Regions from separate parts of the Homo sapiens genome. Here regions 1, 3 and 4 are each linked to region 2. A link is a contact called in ENCODE Hi-C or POLR2A ChIA-PET data. All regions are on one chromosome and are shown on one strand. Each heading gives the region's core, a stretch centred on a gene start or an enhancer-like site at or near the end of the contact. The rest is flanking DNA. Distances are from core to core; before and after follow the strand shown.

Region 1 (2,700 bases), core at 68-2,567, 5.4 Mb before region 2:
TGATGGATACAGTGTTTCAGTAAAGTTAACTTTTAAAAAGGCTGGAGGAAGATATGCTAGATTACGTTTTGGGGTAATTCAGTTATGAATGAGGGAAACTTGGGGCCAAAATGACAGAAATATGAATGGAAGAAATGAGGAAATGAGTCATTTCTTAACTTGCACATTACCTTGCACTTTGTAAGTTCATAAATTTAATAAGATAAACTTCAGTAAAGTCTTCTGCTGGGTATTCATCTAGAGCATTGTACTGTTCAATTGCACCATATAAAGCGAATCGCTCAACTAATTCCTTCATGACTCCCACAGCAGGAACTCCTTGTATTAATAAGTACTGAGATTCCAAATTGATTGTATATACCTGAAAGAAATGCAGAGTTATTAAACGTATTTCGCAAATAAGCCTAGGACGAATCTGCCTCTATTTTTTTTTAAAGAGAACTTTGAAAACAAGAAATAATCTGTTCAACCCAGTCAGCAAAAGAACACAAAATGAAATTTCTGCCATTCCTTCTGCATAAAGAATAACAGTCCATGTGAGAGGCTACCTAAGGCATATAACAGACTACCTTCAGTCGACATTTTTTTCCAGAAATTGAGTCGGTAGAAGTCACTGGGAACAATCACTCAACGAATATTCACTGAGTGCTTACCTGTGCCAAGTAGTACTGTAAACACAGAAGATCCAATGACTAAAACCAAGGCCTATTCTCGTGGAGTTGATGTTCTAATACTTGACCAAAGGCGTCGTGAGAATCTTTGGTAACTGACCGAGGGTTCTTCACGCCAGCTCTAACGAGAGACAGATCTGACGGAAGCCTTGTCGTGCCTTTATTTCCGTAGGCTGGTCATATGGCGCTAGCACTCACATAAAGCTACCGAGGAGAGCGAATGAAACCAAAATCACTTTACCTTCACAGCACGAGGCCGTCGTCCCTCTCGATATTTGGCCCGTGTGTCGCATACCGCCCTCTGGACGTGGTGATCAAATAAACTCCCTAGCTCCCCGCCGCTCGACGCCATCTTGCCTACTTTGATCCTCGCAGGGAGGACAACATCCGCCCTACTGAGCTCCCTTTTATCCAATAAGAGAGCGGGATGAGTTAAGGAGTGCCAGGATTGGCTGGAGAATCGACAGCGTCGGCCATCGTTTCCTGCGTGCGAAGATTTGATGAACGAGGTGCCGCCCCCGAGCGGCTCGGCGGAGAGGCGCGGTGGGTGACAGAAGCTTTCTTGTCCCACCCACTACAGGCTTACGGCAGGATGCGCAGCGGGGAGAGGGGGCGGGGCCGCAGGGGGCGGGGCCGATCGATCTCCTCCGGCTCCGACGTCCTCGGCCTGCCGGGTCCCGGGTCCTTTGCGGCGCTAGGGTGGGCGAACCCAGAGCGACGCTCCGGGACGATGTGGGGCAGCGATCGCCTGGCGGGTGCTGGGGGAGGCGGGGCGGCAGTGACTGTGGCCTTCACCAACGCTCGCGACTGCTTCCTCCACCTGCCGCGGCGTCTCGTGGCCCAGCTGCATCTGCTGCAGGTAACCTGCCGGCCCCGAGCCACCTGATCTTCAGCCTGGGGTCGGACGAGGCCGAAGCCTCTCAGGGACGCGGCGGGACACCGGCTGCCACCCGGGCGCCGCCGAAGCGCGCAGAGATCAGGGTCCCTCGACGGCAGGGCCCTTCTGGGTAGTCTCTGGATCCCACAAGTCCAGTGCAGCCCTGGGCTCGTCTTATCCCAGGTCTTTTCACTTGGTGAAACTGAACCTAGAAACGTCCTAATATTCTACCACTGTTTTTATAAATATTCCTTATTCCAGGCTGGAAAAGCTCCTGAGAAGTGGTTTGTTTTTATTATTTTAAAAGGTGTTTTCCTTGCCAGCCATTTCCAGTTAACCTGCGCTGCTGCCGTCCGGGCCGCGAGAGCGGGACGCAGAGTTGTTGGCGGAGCCCCTGTCGGTTCCCGGGGACTAAGCACCGCGTCCCATGAGCGGGAAAGGTTAATACAATGATGGTTCTGCCCTGCGTCGCTGACGCGGAACACAGCTGTAGTGTGTTAGGAACACATAACGTAGTTAAGATCACTTGAAGCTCTGCGATCAGTCGCCCTTCTGGACGTTGTGGTTAGGATGTTTCACAGTTCTAACCACTGGTGGAGATACAGCGTCCATATTTTCATAATTAAAAATAGAGGCACATGGTCTCACGAGTTTGAGTGTACTTATGGGGGCAAAAGGACGGCGTATTTGAAATCCTCATAAATCCTGGATGCATGGTACCCACCAGTGGCTAATCTATGCAATGAATAGAGTTTGCAATAATTTCAAGCATCCCTTCTTTCCACTTGAGTTACTTCCCCATACCTAGGGGAAGATATTTTTGGTCCACTGAAAACATGAGTTCAGCAGAATCCTCCTATCATCGTCGTTATTATTTTTTACCACTAAGTAGACAATCTTTTGGTTTTTGATGGGCTTTATGGCTAGAGACAAATCAGTCACTGTCACCAAGTTCCAGGTAGAAGTTGGTTCAGTGCTCTGTCAGCTTCGATGGGATTTTTCAACATGTTTTCAAATCTGCACTTAATAGTAGGAATGCTTTCTTACAGTAACTCTAATTTGATCCTAAGATGTAGTTGTTACCTTACATTCATCACTGTTTAAGAATTTAGTGGTCTTGATCTTTGTTTTAAATTTTGAGCCTTCGGGAAG
Region 2 (2,700 bases), core at 109-2,608:
AATATTTTCGTATTTGGAGCTTAAAAGCTACAAATGGTTTTCTCCCACGAATTAAAAATACAGGTATAATTTAAAATTTTCCAAATGGCGTCACTTTAAGCTTAAGACATGTCATATTAAAAAATAATTCCACAGAATATGCATTTTGTAGGACGTCCCAACATGCAGCCTCGACTGTCAGAAAGGAGGCACACATAATCAAATCCATGTACATTAAAAAGAGGTACACAAAGATGAATGAGTTGCGAAAAAAGCAACTACACAAATTCAATGAGAGAAAGGGAGGAGTCCTGACTCATACTGTATACTATTATCCTTTTCCTTATCTACACCGAGTATTTTATATAAAGACATATGCTCTATCATTCAATTGCACAAAAGGGCACTTGGCCACTTCTACTCTCAAATCTGCTCTGGAGATTGTGGTAAAACATTCTACATACCTCCCTGAAGAAATTCTCAAAGCGAAGTACATTTTAGAGAACAAAGTGGACTTAACAATTTTAAGAACTTTCTCGGAACTCGGCACAATAGGGTAATTACAACTTTACAGCCGCATTTTCCGTGCTCCACCAGGACTGTCCCCGCGCCCCAGCCCACATCCCTTCTTTAAAGAGAGTCAGACTGAGAGAGACGGTTCGGCCAGCTATCCCGATTCTCTATGTCTGGGCCGTGAATCGCCGAGCAAGGCTGAACCCCCGCAAAATTACAGAAGAATCTAAAGCGCAAACGAGGGAAAAGAACAAAAAAGCAAAGGGGGGGAAGTTGGGTCGAGACCCACCCCCACTCTCTCGACCCCACCCAAGCCTACCTCTCCTACGCTGGACCATAAAACAAAACCGAAAACGTAACAAAAATAAAAACTAAAAATAGAACACCACGAGAAAACAAGTAGGGCTTCCTTACTGTCTCCACTCCTTCTGGCCCAGTTCTCTACTCAACCTCCCGGCCCACCCCACCCCCCAGGGGTCCCGGCGCCATTTAGCTCCTCCGAAGCCGCCGCCATTTTCCGCCCCCGCCGGATCGCCGCTGTGCCTCGGCAGCCGCTCGCTTCCCTACTCTGCAGCCTGAGCCACGGGCACCGCCCGGCCCTAAGAGGGAGGCCCTGGCCGGAACGTGCGGGGACGGCAGCTGCAACGTCAGGAAGGCCAGGCTCCGACCCCGCCCGCAGTGCCCCGGCGCCGACAGCTTGCGCCAGCCGGCGGGAGCTAGCGGGCAGCAAGGGGGCCGGACAGGCTCCACTGGGCGGAGCGGCCCTGGCGGCGGTTGGAACCTGAAGGTTCCATCGCACTTACTTCCTGTTTTGGGTCCGGGCACTTTGGAAGAACCAGGATGGAAGCTCCAAAAAATACCAGGATGGAGGAAGCAGCCACGGGCGAGAGTGGCTGCAGCTGGAGTGAGCGAGCGCGACGAGCCACCGGAAACGGAGCTGCGGCCGCGCCCCGCCCCCAGCTCCCCGCACGCTGCCCCTCCCGCTCGTCTGTCCCGCTGGCGGCCCAGCGTGCTGGCTGTACGCGTCACTTCCGGCTGTGTCGGCGCGCGAAAAAAGGTCCTGGGTTGGAATGTTTGTACTGGTCTGTGGCGGTGGTTGTCGGCTGTCCTGCCAGGAAAACTCGGCACTGACTATCCCACTGCTGATGCTGTAAAAGAGGTCCTTCTGCTATGACGCAACTGTGGTTCCTCTGGTTCTGGGGACACTTAGGCCTCGCGTGCCGATTTTCATAGTTCCCTGTGGCTCCGAGCCGAGGGAGCCGCGGTGTGGAACGGAGGGAACCAGTGATCTCAGTGCTGAAGAAAACAGGGAGTGTGTGTCTTCATACTTGATTTGCCTTACCGCAGGGGCATAATATGAGATATCTGGGCGTGTTAAGTCGTTCTTGATGAAATGTGTCCTCTGTGAATGTAGTCTCACTGTTAGACTAGGAAGATGCTGTTTTGCTGTGCCCAGTTCCTCTTAAAAGTACAGATGCTCCTTGGGTTGCAGCCGTATAAACCCATCCTAAATAGAAAACGCGTTTTAATACCCTTATAAACGAAAAGGATAAATAAGCCTTTGGGTTCTGTAATGTGAGCCAGCATTCTTTGAGTGCGTATGTGACAGGTAAATGTTTTACGTATATTAAACTCATTTAATGTTCATAAGTTCTAAGTGCATCGCTACAATTATTACAAATGAATCCCATTTTACACAGGAACCAAAGAGAAGTGAAGGAATGTGTCCAAGGGCTCCCAAGTTGGCGGTGGAATTAGAATTGAAGCCTCAGCTCCAAAGCCTGTGTTCTGAACTACCCGGTTGCAGTTCACAAAATACACTTTGGCAGTACTTTCATAACGAAAACAAATGATTACAACCAGTTTACAAATGCTTTGCTTTACTGGAGGATCGACATGTTTGACTAATTTTCAAAAATAAATCTCAGAAGCAGCATTTTCTTGTGTTGATAACTTTATTACTAATTTGTGGCACTCTGCATTCTGTTGGAGTTAAGCCGTGTATCATTCCATTTTTTAATAAGTACATAATAATGTTTATGTAAGCAAAACTATGAGGCAGAATAGTATCGTGGTATGGACTCAGGCAGTCAGACCTGAGTGTGAATCTTGGCTCCATTTCTTAGTAGTGGATATGGCACTTCACCTCTTTTAGCTTTGTTTACTTTAGGAGTAATAAGATGTACCTTCCAGAATATTGTAGACAGC
Region 3 (2,700 bases), core at 120-2,619, 5.1 Mb before region 2:
TTTAAAGGTATCTAAAATACACTATTTGAAACAGCAGACTCTTATCTTTACATTTATCTGTCAGATCTACCAGTAAAGCTCTTCTGAAATGGTCATTCCAATACAAGATTGTTCGATATGCCATTCCGTGTGAATAGAGCTTGGGAGACTAATTCTCAAAATCTCCTCAGGAGATGCTTTATTACAGCTCTAGTTTCAATTTCCTGCGACTCAAACAGCTACGTACAGAAAAACAGCTCATACATACGGAGAAGAATAAGAATACAGGGGAGCGCTCCATTCTTTTGTTTTGGTGGCAGAAGCTGCAAAAATAAAGGTTCACTGGAGCCATCTGCACCTATCCCCACCCATCACAGCCCTGCAGAGCACTTTTACCCATCCGCTTCTCAAGACTCTCTCTAGCCCCCGAGGTCGGCAGAACCCGTGGCTTTCCACGTCTCAAAGGATGGGGGTGGGGGGGAGGCTGCGAGGAAGGACACAGATCCTTTGAGGACAGAGGGACAAGGAGATGCATCCAGATGGGGAGGATGGGACGCGTCACGGAGACCCGGAGGCTTGCAAATTCGCTGGGAGAAAAGCCCTGTAGGGCAGAGAATGCTGCCTGTTCAGGGATGGGGACAGACAGAACAACAATGCTCCAAAACAGGCGACAGACACACTCCTAGTAGATCCGGGAGGGTGTGAAGTAGGTAGCTCTGAACTCGGAGCCACAAATGGGTAGAGGCAGCCTCAAACACATCTGTACCGCGAAGCTGAGACTTACGGTTACTTCTCTCGCTGAGGGTAAGGGTCGGTGGACCCAGCAACTCCGCAGTTCCGCCTCCGCCGCCCCTGCCTCTACAGCCGAGCTGGTGACCTCAGGTACCCAGCCCGCCCCACCCACCCGGACGGTTGCCCCTTCCTCGCCGGCCCGGGTGCACCCGCCAGGCGGAGGCTGATGTGGCCGAGGGTGCGCACTGGCGGCCCGCGGGAAGCGCTGCGTGAGCCGAAGGCGCCCGCGGCGAGGCTCAGACTGGGTGGGCGCCCCCCATCCCTCTCCGGCCGCTGCGCCGCCTCACTCGGGGGAGGGGAAGAGGGGGCGGTGGCTCTTGCCTCCGCCTCGCGGTCAAGCCCGGCTCATGTTCCAGCCTTGCGCGCTCGCAGCCCCGGCCGCCCTCTTCCCCTCCCCCGCCTCCGGCTCCGGCTCCGGCTCAGCCGCTGGCACCCCCACCGCCACCACCCTAGTCTCCTAGTCGCCTGCCACCAGCCCCTGAGAGACTGCAGGTCCAGTGAAAAGGAGCAGGAACGGCAGCAGCCCGGCCGCCGACCCGGAAGCTCTTTCACCGCCAACCGCGAGGCTGCAAAGGGTGTGAACCCGGAAGCGATTTCATAGCCACGGTAACGGCGGGGTGGAAAGCTAAGGCCTTTGAAGACCTGGGACCCCGTAGTTTCGGGAGAGGGTGAGGGGTGAATGGTGCTGAGGTGCGAGGAGAGGGAAGGACAGTAAAGAGCAGGTGGGCAGGAGGGTCTCCGACTCCAGAGACCTGAGCTTTTGGGGCGCGGGTGGGAGCGCGGGGGAACCCTCAAGACGGCTTTCTTTTGGCGACTGAGGGTTTTTCTGCCACAGGAAGCTGGGCCGGGCTGCTGTGCCTGGGAGGAGGGAAGGAGGAATGAGAAAGCGGTGACGGTCCCTGCCCCCCCTCGCCAGGTGACTGTCCCACCCATTTAGTTGAATGTAGCGGCCAGAGAGGCACTCGCGGCAGCCCGTACGGGTGGGACCTCTCGGTGTCCTTCGGGAAACAGGAGGAGCAAGTTCGACTCCAGCGAGGGAAAACGGAGGTGGGAGACTGAACCATCTCCACATCTAGTTGCCCCAGGCAAGGAGTTTATTTTTCACATGTAGTTACAGAGAAACCATAGCCACTTTTTGGGTGGAAACTCTTTGAGCAAAGAGGCTTACGTTTTTCCCCAGTAGTGGACGTTGACGGGTGGTGGCGCAGGAAAAAACCTCCCAGGCAGAGTGATTACGTATTTTTGTCATTGCAGGGAAAGGGATTCACAGCTTGTCATTCTAACTCACTTCTCCCCCTGTAACTCACTTCTCGCCTCTACACTTTTCTCCACCTTTTAAGGTTTTTGGCTTTCATCGCTTTTTCTACATGTTTTTAGCCTCACCAGAAGTCTTTCATCTCGGTGGTCCAACTCAGGATCTCAGCCTCATTATTTTCTTACCCTTCTGGAGTGCATATGTGCCTTTACAGTTTCTGTTTGCAAACGCTGTCTAGCATACTAAGAGGATGTTAGCAAACCTGTTCCATGGACACTAAATGGCAGTTGTACATCTCCCCTCATCAGTCATAGTGACAACCAGAAATGCCCTCCATATTTTCCAGTGATCCCAGGTAGGTGCCACCCCCCTAATTAAGGACCACTTCCACTGCTTTATTTATAAGATCTTATTACTTAGGGAGCATATTATCATTTGTGCCTAACATTTTCCAGAATGGAGTGAGCCATATAACAAAATGCCACGTTTCCTGTACTTATTCACTTGAACCCTCATCTCAGACTCAGTCTAAACATATTGCAAACTCTAGTTATACCTTTCTTGTATTTTAGTTCAAGCTACTCATTTTCTATCAGTTTGTCTGTGTTTCTCCCTTAGCAGTTTTACCTTCCTATGTTAGTTACTTTTGTTATTTTCCTGTTAAGCCTTTGTTT
Region 4 (2,700 bases), core at 187-2,686, 6.9 Mb before region 2:
GGAAGCAGTATATTTTATGTAATCTAAATGATTAGTTCTAGTAAATATTACCATATTTTCAAAAATAACGATTTCTACATTTCCATCAGCAAGCCTTCTGTAAGGCAATTTTTAAACGTTTTAATTATAGAACATGCATTTTTTTAACCAAAGGACTGTCACAGATTTTAAGTTATAAAGGGATACCTAGCTATCATTTCTTTTATTGAATCTCCATCTTTTATTTGTAATAATTGTCCCTGATATTATGCTTATTTAATTTCATTGCTTTTAGAAAATGGCGGTTTTATTTTAATGATTTTTTTCTATCAAAACACTATTGGATAAAGCCTCCTTCCCAGGTTAATAACTCTTATTAAAAATTGTTTTCATGTGTTTTTTACAAAAGCAACTTAACGCAGAGACTTATGCCAGTATTATAGTCAATGTTAATAATGTCCTGGGAAACTATGAGGAAACGCTAAATGATCAAAGATCACATATTCGGAAATCTCTAGTGTGGAGACGATTCCACTGCCATATATACAGCAGCAACAACAAAACCGCAGACACCCAGTGAATTTTGATCACCTACTGTGTATCAGGTTTTTTTGTTTTCCCTTCAAAAACCACGATTTCATCGTATTCTCACGATAAATCCTCTGAGATAAAATGAAATTCTAGGATTAACCTCGATACCAGTAACACCTCCAACTCGCCAACAAGTTTTAAACCCCTAATTGGCACACTGCCTTGTGTAAGCAGTATTTCAATAAGCTTTGTGTAAGTTAAAAAAAAAAAAGTGGGAGAGCGTTTAGGGGTCCTTTGGTCCCCATAACAACTAAAAGTCTTGGTTCTTTCTAGAAGTACAACAGATGCAGTAACAGGGAACTAACTATTCAGTGCCTCTGACCAGATCCCGCAGCCTTTCCTAGTCTGCTCTCATCTGAGCAGGAGTCCTACTCAAAGGAACCTGGTTTTCTTTCCTTTACTGGATACTACAAGGCACAAATCGGTTACTTCTGTGGGTGTCGGATTACTTGTTTGTAAACTGAGAAACCTGGACAAAGTTTTCTCTAACTTTCCCTGAATCGTCTCTGGAGGTGAGAGGGAGTTCGAGGCTAAATCAGGAAAGATACCCCAACCATCCTCTTGTGGGTGGGGAGGAGCAGATCTGCTGGGTTAAACTTGGTGGTCAACAAACTGAAAGCAGCGACCCGCGGGCTGCGAGCGGAACAGCGGGAACGTTGGATCAGAGACCCAGAATCAGAGCCGCAGTCGAAGCCGCCCCCTTTTCCGGACGCCCCGTCCGCTCCTGGAACCGGGTTCACATCACGCCCTCAGCAACACGTTATGCGTTGGTGAACTACATTTCCCAGAATGCCTTTCAACCTTCTTCCCAGGGCTCCAATGAGCGCCGTGGTGACGCCATCATCCGGCGCGGTGTTTAGACTCCACTGATGTCGTGGCGCTTTAGGGGAAGAAGTTGGTGTTTCGCTGGGCCCTGGTACTGAAGACGCGGTCCGGGTCGCCCCTAGCTGTTTCCTACTCACCCAAAGCCCCGCACCCGCCTTTTCTCTCTCTCCTCTGGCAGGATGAGGCGTGCAGGCCTGGGTAAGAAGAGGGCTGAGGTTCGAAGTTCGGGGCCCTAGAACCGGGAGCGCTGGGGCGCGGGAGGAAATCGAACCTGTCTTATGTTCCTGGCATTTGGTCCAAAAAACAGGATGTCTAGAGGGGATCTTTGGGGTCCATGTCGAGTGGAAACACACCATTTGTCCCAGATCTTTGGAATTTCCTTAAGTTTGAGTCAGATTCAAGTTTGGATGGTAGGCTAGAGAAAGTAGTGGACTAGGGGTGGGTGTGTACAGGTGGCATCTCAGTGGTCGAGTGTTTTAGTGTTATTGACTGAGCGTGGTTATGGACGCTGCTATGTTTTCCAAAGCCCGACTCCGGTTTCTGTTTCCCTACTGGCCCTGGATCTTAGTTTCTTCAGAAGCGGAATTTGAAGAGTGGGTGGTTGCACCCAAAGCACGCTAGTAATGGTCGTTAATCTGGTAACAGTGAGTTACAAAGGTAAATGTATGTGTCATTATTGTTAAAGGTCCTGGAACTGGAACTTCTGGGTCAAAGGCGATTTCTTAATCTGAACCTTGTGCCACGGTTAAGGCAGTAGAACGTGGTTAAGGTTTGGCGACTTAACATTTGATCTTTACCTTTGGGGTTAGGAAACTGGCTCATCAGCAAGAATAAGTTAGACACAAGGAATTTTAATGGACCCTTATAGTAACGCACAGCTACTAGAACGGCATTTTCTGGTTCTGAAGCTTTCTCTTAGGACACGATTTTTTTTTTAAAGAAGACCCCGCTAAATTAGAGTGCAGTATACTTCAGAAAATAAATGAAACATTTGAAAAAAGATATTACCTTTCTCAGTCATTATAAGATTGAAAAAAGAAAAAAAAAATCCCCAAAGTGTCAGATATTTAAAGTCAGTGAAAGTTGCCAATAACCGTAGACTTGTTTATTGATCAATAAATTGTAGTATGAGAAAGTTTTTTGTTTTTTTAATGAAGTTTTTATGAATACTTAGATCATAGAAAATGGGGCCAGGTAAATTGAAGAGAAAAAAAAAAGAAATAATTTTGAGCAAGTTTAGCTTTATATGTCTAAATGTTTTTCTTGTTCATCATCCTTAATACCAAAAAAGATTTATTGTGTGCT

The links. A loop is a pair of places that touch in the nucleus more often than their neighbours do. ChIA-PET counts read pairs that join two places held with the same protein, here RNA polymerase II (POLR2A). Pooled maps may share reads with other maps.
Region 1: a loop to region 2 is called in a pooled map, with 9 times the contacts of the local background. The contact joins the promoter of PEX1 here to the promoter of DMTF1-AS1 in region 2. A Hi-C loop is called at or near these places in 1 of 37 single-sample maps with no recorded cell type and 5 of 50 pooled maps. POLR2A ChIA-PET finds 5 or more read pairs at or near these places in 1 of 52 experiments (A673).
Region 3: a pooled map shows a loop between it and region 2 (26-fold over the local background). The contact joins the promoter of KRIT1 here to the promoter of DMTF1-AS1 in region 2. A Hi-C loop is called at or near these places in 7 of 50 pooled maps.
Region 4: a map of CD8-positive, alpha-beta T cell shows a loop between it and region 2 (19-fold over the local background). The contact joins the promoter of BET1 here to the promoter of DMTF1-AS1 in region 2. A Hi-C loop is called at or near these places in 2 of 168 maps with a recorded cell type or tissue (CD8-positive, alpha-beta T cell and naive thymus-derived CD4-positive, alpha-beta T cell) and 6 of 50 pooled maps.

Annotation. Positions count from the first base shown.
Region 1 is chr7:92,527,137-92,529,836 of GRCh38, reverse strand. PEX1 (peroxisomal biogenesis factor 1) reads left to right here and starts at 1,317. Exons shown (of 24, transcript NM_000466.3): 1 at 1,317-1,530. The coding sequence starts at 1,402. It overlaps RBM48 (RNA binding motif protein 48), which reads right to left and starts at 1,042. Exons shown (of 5, transcript NM_032120.4): 1 at 913-1,042; 2 at 171-361. The coding sequence starts at 1,023. RefSeq lists enhancers at 739-1,118, 1,719-1,898 and a silencer at 1,259-1,488.
Region 2 is chr7:87,151,151-87,153,850 of GRCh38, reverse strand. It overlaps DMTF1-AS1 (DMTF1 antisense RNA 1), which reads left to right and starts at 1,358. Exons shown (of 2, transcript NR_136253.1): 1 at 1,358-1,549; 2 at 2,193-2,428. DMTF1 (cyclin D binding myb like transcription factor 1) reads right to left here and starts at 1,398. Exons shown (of 18, transcript NM_001142327.2): 1 at 1,296-1,398. RefSeq lists enhancers at 1,203-1,764, 1,610-1,849, 1,765-2,328.
Region 3 is chr7:92,244,583-92,247,282 of GRCh38, reverse strand. It overlaps KRIT1 (KRIT1 ankyrin repeat containing), which reads left to right and starts at 1,369. Exons shown (of 19, transcript NM_194454.3): 1 at 1,369-1,493; 2 at 2,112-2,381. ANKIB1 (ankyrin repeat and IBR domain containing 1) reads right to left here and starts at 1,309. Exons shown (of 20, transcript NM_019004.2): 1 at 764-1,309. RefSeq lists a silencer at 874-1,263 and an enhancer at 1,194-1,488.
Region 4 is chr7:94,003,091-94,005,790 of GRCh38, reverse strand. It overlaps BET1 (Bet1 golgi vesicular membrane trafficking protein), which reads left to right and starts at 1,436. Exons shown (of 4, transcript NM_005868.6): 1 at 1,436-1,593. The coding sequence starts at 1,575. RefSeq lists enhancers at 870-1,499, 1,510-1,559, 1,014-1,619, 1,620-2,226.